2 separate regions of the Homo sapiens genome follow, and region 1 is linked to region 2. The links are chromatin loops, found by intact Hi-C in ENCODE. Cell type or tissue: dorsolateral prefrontal cortex. All regions are shown on one strand.

Region 1 (4,000 bases), 200 kb after region 2:
GTAAGCAGCAATCCTCATGAAATGTCTTCAATCCAGTCATTCAACAAGTCATGCCCGAGTACGCACCCTGCAGTAGGCGCTGGGGGTGGCAGGGAAGCAGCCAGAAGAAGCCTGTGTTCTTGTGAAGCTCACACTTGACCTAAAGATGAGAGGCAGATCATGAGCTCAATGAGTGAGTTCTGCAGATAAGAGCTGTAGGAAAGTTAGCACAGGGTCAGGGGGATTGGAGTGCCAGGGGGCTGAGATCATGAGCTCAATAAATGAGTTCTGCAGATAAGAGCAGTGGAAAGCTAGCAAAGGGTCAGAGGGACTGGAGCGCTGGGGGGCTGGGGAGGCATTCCCATTGGGGGATTTTGGGGGTGACGCTCATTGCTTCTATGAGAACTCTGCATCCCGTATCAGAGCAAAAGTAGACGAGCTTCTCCTGAGCCCCTGGTCTATTTTTACCGCGTGGACACTGTGAGTCATGCTGCTGATTGTGTCTCCCTCTCAGCACTGCTGCTGAGCACACAGCCAGCTCTAGACACCAAAATATATTTGAGGTGCTCACCTCCCTCTTGGTGTGATCTCATTTTTCCTGATCTTTTTCCTCCACCTTGTTAGGATCATCTGTGCATTTAGTTAGCTGGTTATATTGCCACCTGTCCGCCCTGCCTTGCGTGATAAGTACCGTGCAGAAGGAACGCATCCCCAGCTATATTTCCAGGCATTACAAGCCGCCTTCTGGCAGGGGACGCCTGCCTTCCCCCACAGTCCTCAGGAAGGAGCAACAGAGAAGAAGGAATGAGAAGAATGAGGGCACAGTCTGCTTCCCAAGCTCAGCTGAAGACCACAAAGCTTCTGAGACCCTGACCATGAATCTGTCCATTCACGCATCCCAGATAAAGGGCCCTTGAAACTTGGAAGTGTGATGGGCTTCATGCTATGACATCTTGAATGATCACTGAACATAATTGTGCCAAAGTTCGTATCTACTTAATTTCCCAGAGTTTAAAGCAGAATTAACATAAATGCAAAGACAAAACTCCCACGTCAGCGCTCTGCTTTCCAGACACGTCAGCAGGCACTGTATGAATCAGTACTGTCACTCTTCTCTTCTTCAGTGACCTTTGTATTTTATTTCCTTTAACAGAGAGGACAGCCCCAAGGCCTTCACACCATCCTAACCAGAAGCCAAATGGCAATGCACTTGGAGGATGTGCATTTGATCCAGAAAAGCAAATTAGCATGTTCTTAACAAAGATTTGAATGGGACATCCATGGAATGACACTAACTCTTAAAAATCACTAAAATAGCTTGCTTAAAAGTCACTGAAATAGCTGCCAGGGTCAAATAAATGATTGTTTCAAAGTCATTCTTTCCCAGAACTCTGCAGGGAAGATTCAAGGGTGAGGATTCTGAGAGATTCTGTCTCCCTGACATTCATTCCTGTCTGTGCCCGGGGTATGATTCATCCTGGAGAGGCCAGGACGATGCTCTGTGAATCAGAGCAGCACTGATGCACAGGCAGAGATGCTTCCCAAGAGACACTGCCTCCCACGTGACACTCCAAGCCCTGCTCGCCACTTGTCCTGGACAGGATTCACTTAGTGATGGGGAGAAAGCAGATGACGCAGAACAGGCCTGCTGCTTCCACAAGGCTATGACTCCTGCATCCAGGATGATGCCCAAGACCTCCCAGAAGCTGGCCCTGCGACGAGGATCTGAGTGCACTTGGGAGGTGGTTCCAGAAAGCACTGGGTAGGGGCAAGAAAGGTAGGGAACAGAAAGAAGGTGAGGGGTATGTGTGGTTAAGCCAGTTGCTGCTGCCAGTGGCTGGGGCTCAGCCCTGTGGGAACGTCTAGGGGACTGTATAGGACATTCACTCACAGCTATCAGGACAGGGGCATCTTCCCAGCAACGTCCTGCCCGCCACTGGCCAAGGGCTGCTCGTGGGCCATTCGTTCTCGGCCCTTAGCTTGCCCTGGCATGGGCAGAGCAGTCTCCCCTTGCTGGAAAAGAATCCCCAGGAAAAAGGCCACAGGTGTCAGCCAGAAGCAGCTCGGGGCCTGCAGAGGTGAGTGCCCAGTGGGTACACCTGGGGCACCGGCCTTACTTGCTCTGATGCATAAAACTCTCCTGGATGAGACACCACAAGTGGGTGCTTCTTTAACTCTGTAAGACAGAGTCTAGTGCATGACAGATGAATAATATCGGAAGCACAGGGACTAAGCTTACCATGAAATACGTAATAACCCCCTGTGACATGGACATTCTATAACTACCCCCATTTCCAGAAGAGGGAACAGAGGTACAGAGAGGCAAAGTATGTCACTGATGGTCACACAGCTAATAAGTGGCAAGGCTGGAATCTGAACCCAGCCGGTGTGGCCTTGGGACCTCTGTCCCCAGTCCCTACTCTATATAGCTTCCCATCAGAAATGCAGCCACATAAACGGCTGGGCACAGCACAGCTTAGGGCCTGAAATAAGCTTGAAGGGTGATCAACGATATCCGTGAACTGGATTCACAGATTCGATCCATGGAATCCACTCCTGCTGCTCAGAGCACCTCACACGTGCTATCTTCGCTGTCATCCGGGGCTACTGCCCTGTGCATGCTGCAGAGGATATGGAAGCTACAGGTACGACATTTAGGTCCCAGAGGAATCGCCATCTTCAAGAGTTTTAGTAGATTATAAGTAGAAGTACAATCTGCAAAGCAAAGCACACCCTACATATGTAAAGTACAAAATAACCTTTATAATATAAAAAAATAGATGGAATATGTAAATATGCTGTCTACATAGGTAGATAGATGTTATCTACATAGGTAGATAAGTAGATAGATAGGTAGATTTCTTTTCCTAAAAGCTTCAAATTATTTTAGTATGCTTGCCAGTTTGAGGAAATATCTTTTTTTCAAGTTTCATTTCTTGTGTTTTTTAGTGTTTATACGGTAGAGTTGGACAGCTACCCCACTTCTGTTTTCAATATTTCTTCACTAGTTAGAAAACTTTCCCTCAGGGCTTCCCCAGAGTTCTGCATACACCTTGTCAGCCTAAGATCATAAATGCAATTTATTTTGCTTTATGAGGAATGAATCTTCCACAGTACATGCTTCCAAATATAAATCCCACACTCTGCAGTGTCCTCCTTGGTCAGGCAGGTCACTGATATTCCAATGGACATGGCTGACAGGACCATCATTTTAAAAGCTGAGCTTTAACTAAGCATGTTGTGGAGCCAGACGTGAGGTCAAGTCTAAAGAAAGATGCTGTGGTGTCTGCACACAGCAGTGCGCTTGGGTTTTACGATCTGTAACAAGCATGGCACACATCACTTGAATTAAGACAGAAGGAAAAAAAGAAGAAAGAGAGAGAGAGAAAGAAAAAAGAAAGAAAGAAAGAAAGAAGAAAGAAAGAAAGAAAGAAAGAAAGAAAGAAAGAAAGAAAGAAAGAAAGAAAGAAAAGAATCTGCTTTTGTTTTCCAACTAGAAACAGCCAACTCTCTAAGTTGATACTGAAATGCCTGAACAGCCCAATGTTTTGTGGAAACTCATGGAAAAAGGATGAAAACAACACTCGATAGAAAAGGACTCCATCCTTTCTTTGGCAACATAGAAGGTATTTCTATTTTTTCTGCCATTTTCTATCAACGATTTCTGTGAATTATATTTATTCACTTTTAAAGAAACATAGGAATCACATTTGGCATCATTTAAAATGCCATTTGAGAGATATACATGCATAAATCAAACATCACCATCACCGAGAGGACTAGGGATGCTAGCAAGTTCTGGTGCTTTTGTCGACACAGACGCACAGAAACTGAGTCTGGAGTCTTTGGCAGCAAACCCACAGTCTGGACACGGCTGGCTGGCTGTGGCCTTTTTTGGGTTCCCTTTCCTGATGCCCACCTTTGGGCCATTTCACTTCTCACTAAATCCGGGGAGATGAGTGGGTACGGAGTGAGCAGTGATGGCACTTCTCAGTGTAGCTATTTGCATTAGAATCGTGAA
Region 2 (4,000 bases):
TCCAGGAGGCACGGGACCCAGGAGAGAAGCAACTTGGTTCCAGAAGCCACATAGTGTGACTTCCCTTGATCTATTGGTTGGAGTGGTTTCCAAGGTCCACTTAGATTCAGAGGACATAGACACCCCTCAAATAGAGGCAGGTCAACCTCATATCATGAGAGAAACACAGGGGATGGATGACATATTTTGGTGTCACTGTCTTTAGAAATTCATTGTCCAGGCCACCACTTTAGGAAGTTGATATCGAGGGTGATGCAAGCTACATGCACAGGGACAAGTTACTGTCCTAGGAGAGCCAGTGGGAACTGAACATGCTGAGACTGGGGAGGGTCCCAGGGAGGACGGTTCCCCAGGAAGCTGGCCAGCCCACAAATGCAGGGTGTTGTGGAAGGTCCTTGGCTCACCCAGGCCTTGTCAATATCCAGGGGTGGACTGGGACAGCAGGAGGTTCTGGGCATTGGATGAAATGGATTTTGGCAACAGATAGCGGCCATGCTGCTGTGGGTTACTCAGATCATTCAGACCAGGAACCCAGCCAACAGCAGGGGACAAAGACATCAGGGAGGTGGGCAGCGCTGCCAGTGTCCAAGCTAAGGGCCTGGATACCAGCCTTGGTCATACAGCTGGGCCCAGACAAGGGCTAAGGTTTCCCTTAACCAGGGGAACTCCCCTGTACCAAGGACCCCAGGCCTCCAGCAGTGAGTATGCTTCCAGGTCTGACTTGCTGGGGTCTGTGTGCCTTCTTAGCCGTTCTGTCTGGGAGGTGTGGACTCTGATAAGGGCTGGGCTCTGAAGGGGGTTGTTCCTCATCCCCAGCCTGCAAGGAAGGTGAAAATCAGGAATTTGGGGGAACAAACAGGAAGGAGGGGCATGTGTGGACCCCATCTGAGCAGCAGGCACTCACACCCACTTGACTCTGGGCTGCTCTCCCCAGTCCTCTGTGCTCATGAAATGGGGATGGGAGGTCCCGCAACGTCTTCAGGAAATGGAAGAGAAGGTGGCTAGAGCAGGCCCAACAGCAGAGCTGGGGCTCCTGGTGGGTGTGGAGGGAGGTTTTATGTGGCTGAGGCTCAGAGCAGGATGGACCTCTACGGAGAGAAGCCACAGGTGGGGCCTAGAGGAAGGAAGGGCTATACCATGCCTGTTATGGGGAGTGAGTTCCCCCACCCCCCAGCAAGGGGCTCCTCTCCATGGGGTCTGCTGCTCGCCCTGGGGCTGACCTGCTGGTCTCTGCACCCACTGTCTCCACAAAGAACTGCCCTGCTGAAACTATGGGGGTAGTTCTCAGGTGAGACCCCACTGCAGAGTCAGGGGTGTTTGCAGGAGGGCTCCTATCCTCTTCCTCCAAGCCACCTTCTTGTCCCCAGTCTCTGGGCTCCACCTGGGTCCCCGCACATCCAGGTTCACTGTGGTCATCTGTGGGATGCCTCTGGGGCTTGGGTTTTGTTCCAGCTTCCAGGATGTCACATGTCCTTTGGAAGACTCAAAGTGACTCTATTTTTGTACAACATTAGACAATTTTGGTTCAAACAAAACAATGACTATTGTTCATGATGATGTCAAAGAGGGAGGGCGGAGTCCGGACCAGCCCAGCAACGATGGTTTGTTTTGTGAATAAAGCAGATGGATGATGCACTTGAGGCTGCTGATGGCTCACTTAGAAGGCTGGGGACAGCAGTAGAGGGAAATGCGTCAATGCAAGTGAGGTTCTGAGAGGTTGGAGAGCAGAGCCAGAATCCTTATGCTGCAGGACCCGCTCCAGCACCCAGCAGGCTGCCCAAGGCATAGCCAAGGGTACTTAGAGGCTGGAGAGAGGCATGTGTGTGTCAGGTCCCTGCCTGGAAAAGGAAGATGTTTGGACTCTTAATTAATGCAAATATTCCTTAATAATCCCCACATGGAGCTCCTGATGAGGTTGCCATGGCCACAGGCTCCGATGAGCCCAGGGCCCTCATCCCTGCACGTCCATCCTCCGCACCCACATCTGATTCAGGCAGTGAGTGCTGGGAGCACTGGGCTCCTGTAGCTGCCACTGAGAGTCACCTAGGCCCCTCTGCCTCCTGCAACATCCCAAAAGTCACCTGGGGTTTCCTTGGTTAGGGATGGGTGATGGCAGGCTGTCATGGCAGTAAATGGTCTGCTGGGTTTTACAGCTGCTCCTGCAGCAACACCAACAGGGATAGGCAGGGCCGAGCCTATTCCATCACCAGGTAGGGGAAAAAACTGAGGTTCACAGAGGAACAATGACTCACACAGCTCATTTACGACTTGTCAGTCCTCATACCTGGCAAGGGTGCAAACGATACTGGGCAGCACTGGGCTAGGACTCAGGATCCCAGCAACCTGGGAAGGAGGTGCAGGCATCATCTCCACTTTTTGGAGGAGAGAAACTCAGAGATGGTGAGTATCTTGCCTCAGGTCACAGGGCAATTGAGTGGCTGAACTGGGATTTCAGGGCTGTCACAGCCCATGCTTGGGAGTAGAGGCAGGAGCAGGGCTGGCTTACATTTCCTGCCTGTGCCCCAGGATTAAGAAGTTGATGATCCCCACCCCTCTGCCCTGTGTTGTTGCCGAAGGCCATGGCACTGGGCTAGGAAGGGAGAAAACAGTTGAGAGGCGGCTTGTGGGAATCACACTGTGCTGCATGCACTGGTGCAGTTGCATTGCACCCGCAGTTAGCAAGTTCAAAACCACAGGCGACAGGTGCCCTGCTGCAGGTGGCAGATCCACACAGAAGTGAATCTTTCTGGCTTGCGTCACTACAGAGGGACTGCAGCAGAGCCAGCCCAGATGTGTGGTGTCTGCAGCAGCAGCTGTGGATGTGGCCAGGGCATGTGGGGGTGTGGTGAGTGCCTGATGCTCCCAGGAGGAGCACAACAGCCGGGCCTGGGTCTTGTAGTTAACGTCAATTGCCCTGCTGTTCTGGTTCTCCTAGTTAAAGCAAGGCAAGATCATCTGGGTTTTCCTGAATCTTTTTCAGAGTTTTTCACCACTAGGCTAAGTCACGCTGTTGACCCTAATCACATTAGATGATTAAGGCTTACACATGGTCAGACACTTATTCTGGGGAGTTAGATCTCCCAAGCATGGGCCTGTTGCTTTGCTTCAATGCTGAAAGGTTCTGGGCAGAAGGAAGGTTCTGTCTTAAGGGAGAGCCGTGATCTCGGGGCTTCCTTCCTTTCCCAAGTGTGTGCTTTTAGTTGAACTTGACTAGGTCAAGATTCTTCTGTCCCGAATCCCCTTGCTTTGTTCAGACACATCTCCCTGATGCTGCTTGCCTTGGAAGAGGTTCTGCAGATGACATGATCTGTCTCCTTTGGGTTAATGCTGGCTCCTATAGCAAAAGGACCCCATAATGTCCAAAGTCCCAAGTATGAAGTTTATTGCTTATTCCCTGAAGAGTTGAAAATGCGAGGTCCTGGCTGGCAGGTAGCTGTCCTCCCTCTTCCGATCCCTTCCAGGAATTCTCCCACCTTGTGGCTCCTCTGTTCTCTAGGGCCTCAGTGTCTACATCTGGATCCAGCCTACAGAAGGGGGAAGAGTGCTCCCTGGCTTACATCCTATTGGCTAGAACTCACCTGGCTGCAGGGGAGGCTGCTGTCCGATCTGCTGGGTGTTCAGGAAGAAGAGAAGAAAATGCTGACGGGTGTGCCCGATGGTGACAAGCTTATTCTCAGCTCCTCTTTTCCTCTTAGACCATTATGGCCCTCACAATGCCACTTTTTTGTTGGGAAACCGTGAATCTCAGAGAGCTTCCCAAGCAGCAGAGTGGGATTCGAATACAGACCTGGATATAAATTGTCCTTTTTCCAGAACACAGCAGCTTGCAGTGGCTGGGCCACTTGTCCACACGGGGACAGGACAGTCCACTTACTCAGCCTCCAATCTTTCATAGGACTGAAAGTCTGAATCATCCAAAGTAAAAAAAAAAAAAAAAAAAGGCCGGGCGTGGTGGCTCACACCTGTAATCCCAGCACTTTGGGAGGCCGAGGCGGGTGGA

The links. A loop is a pair of places that touch in the nucleus more often than their neighbours do. Peaks named below come from ENCODE experiments on the same cell type or tissue, not always from the same donor. Only the 100,000 strongest peaks of a DNase experiment are listed, where the experiment ranks them.
Region 1: it touches region 2 in a loop (2.7-fold over the local background); 2 of 110 quality-filtered maps call a loop at or near these places.

The regions. Positions count from the first base shown.
Region 1 is chr20:24,499,925-24,503,924 of GRCh38, reverse strand. All of the region lies in intron 1 of SYNDIG1 (synapse differentiation inducing 1), which reads right to left. Among named protein-coding and RNA genes, the nearest start is that of SYNDIG1, 32 kb to the right of the region's middle. RefSeq lists an enhancer at 1-214. In dorsolateral prefrontal cortex, no CTCF peak of the experiment used is centred here; DNase peaks (open chromatin) are centred at 74, 454 and 1,544; H3K4me3 peaks cover 957 bases; H3K27ac peaks cover 4,000 bases.
Region 2 is chr20:24,697,167-24,701,166 of GRCh38, reverse strand. No RefSeq gene overlaps it. Among named protein-coding and RNA genes, the nearest start is that of LINC02967, 220 kb to the left of the region's middle. In dorsolateral prefrontal cortex, no CTCF peak of the experiment used is centred here; a DNase peak (open chromatin) is centred at 1,576; H3K4me3 peaks cover 587 bases; H3K27ac peaks cover 1,648 bases.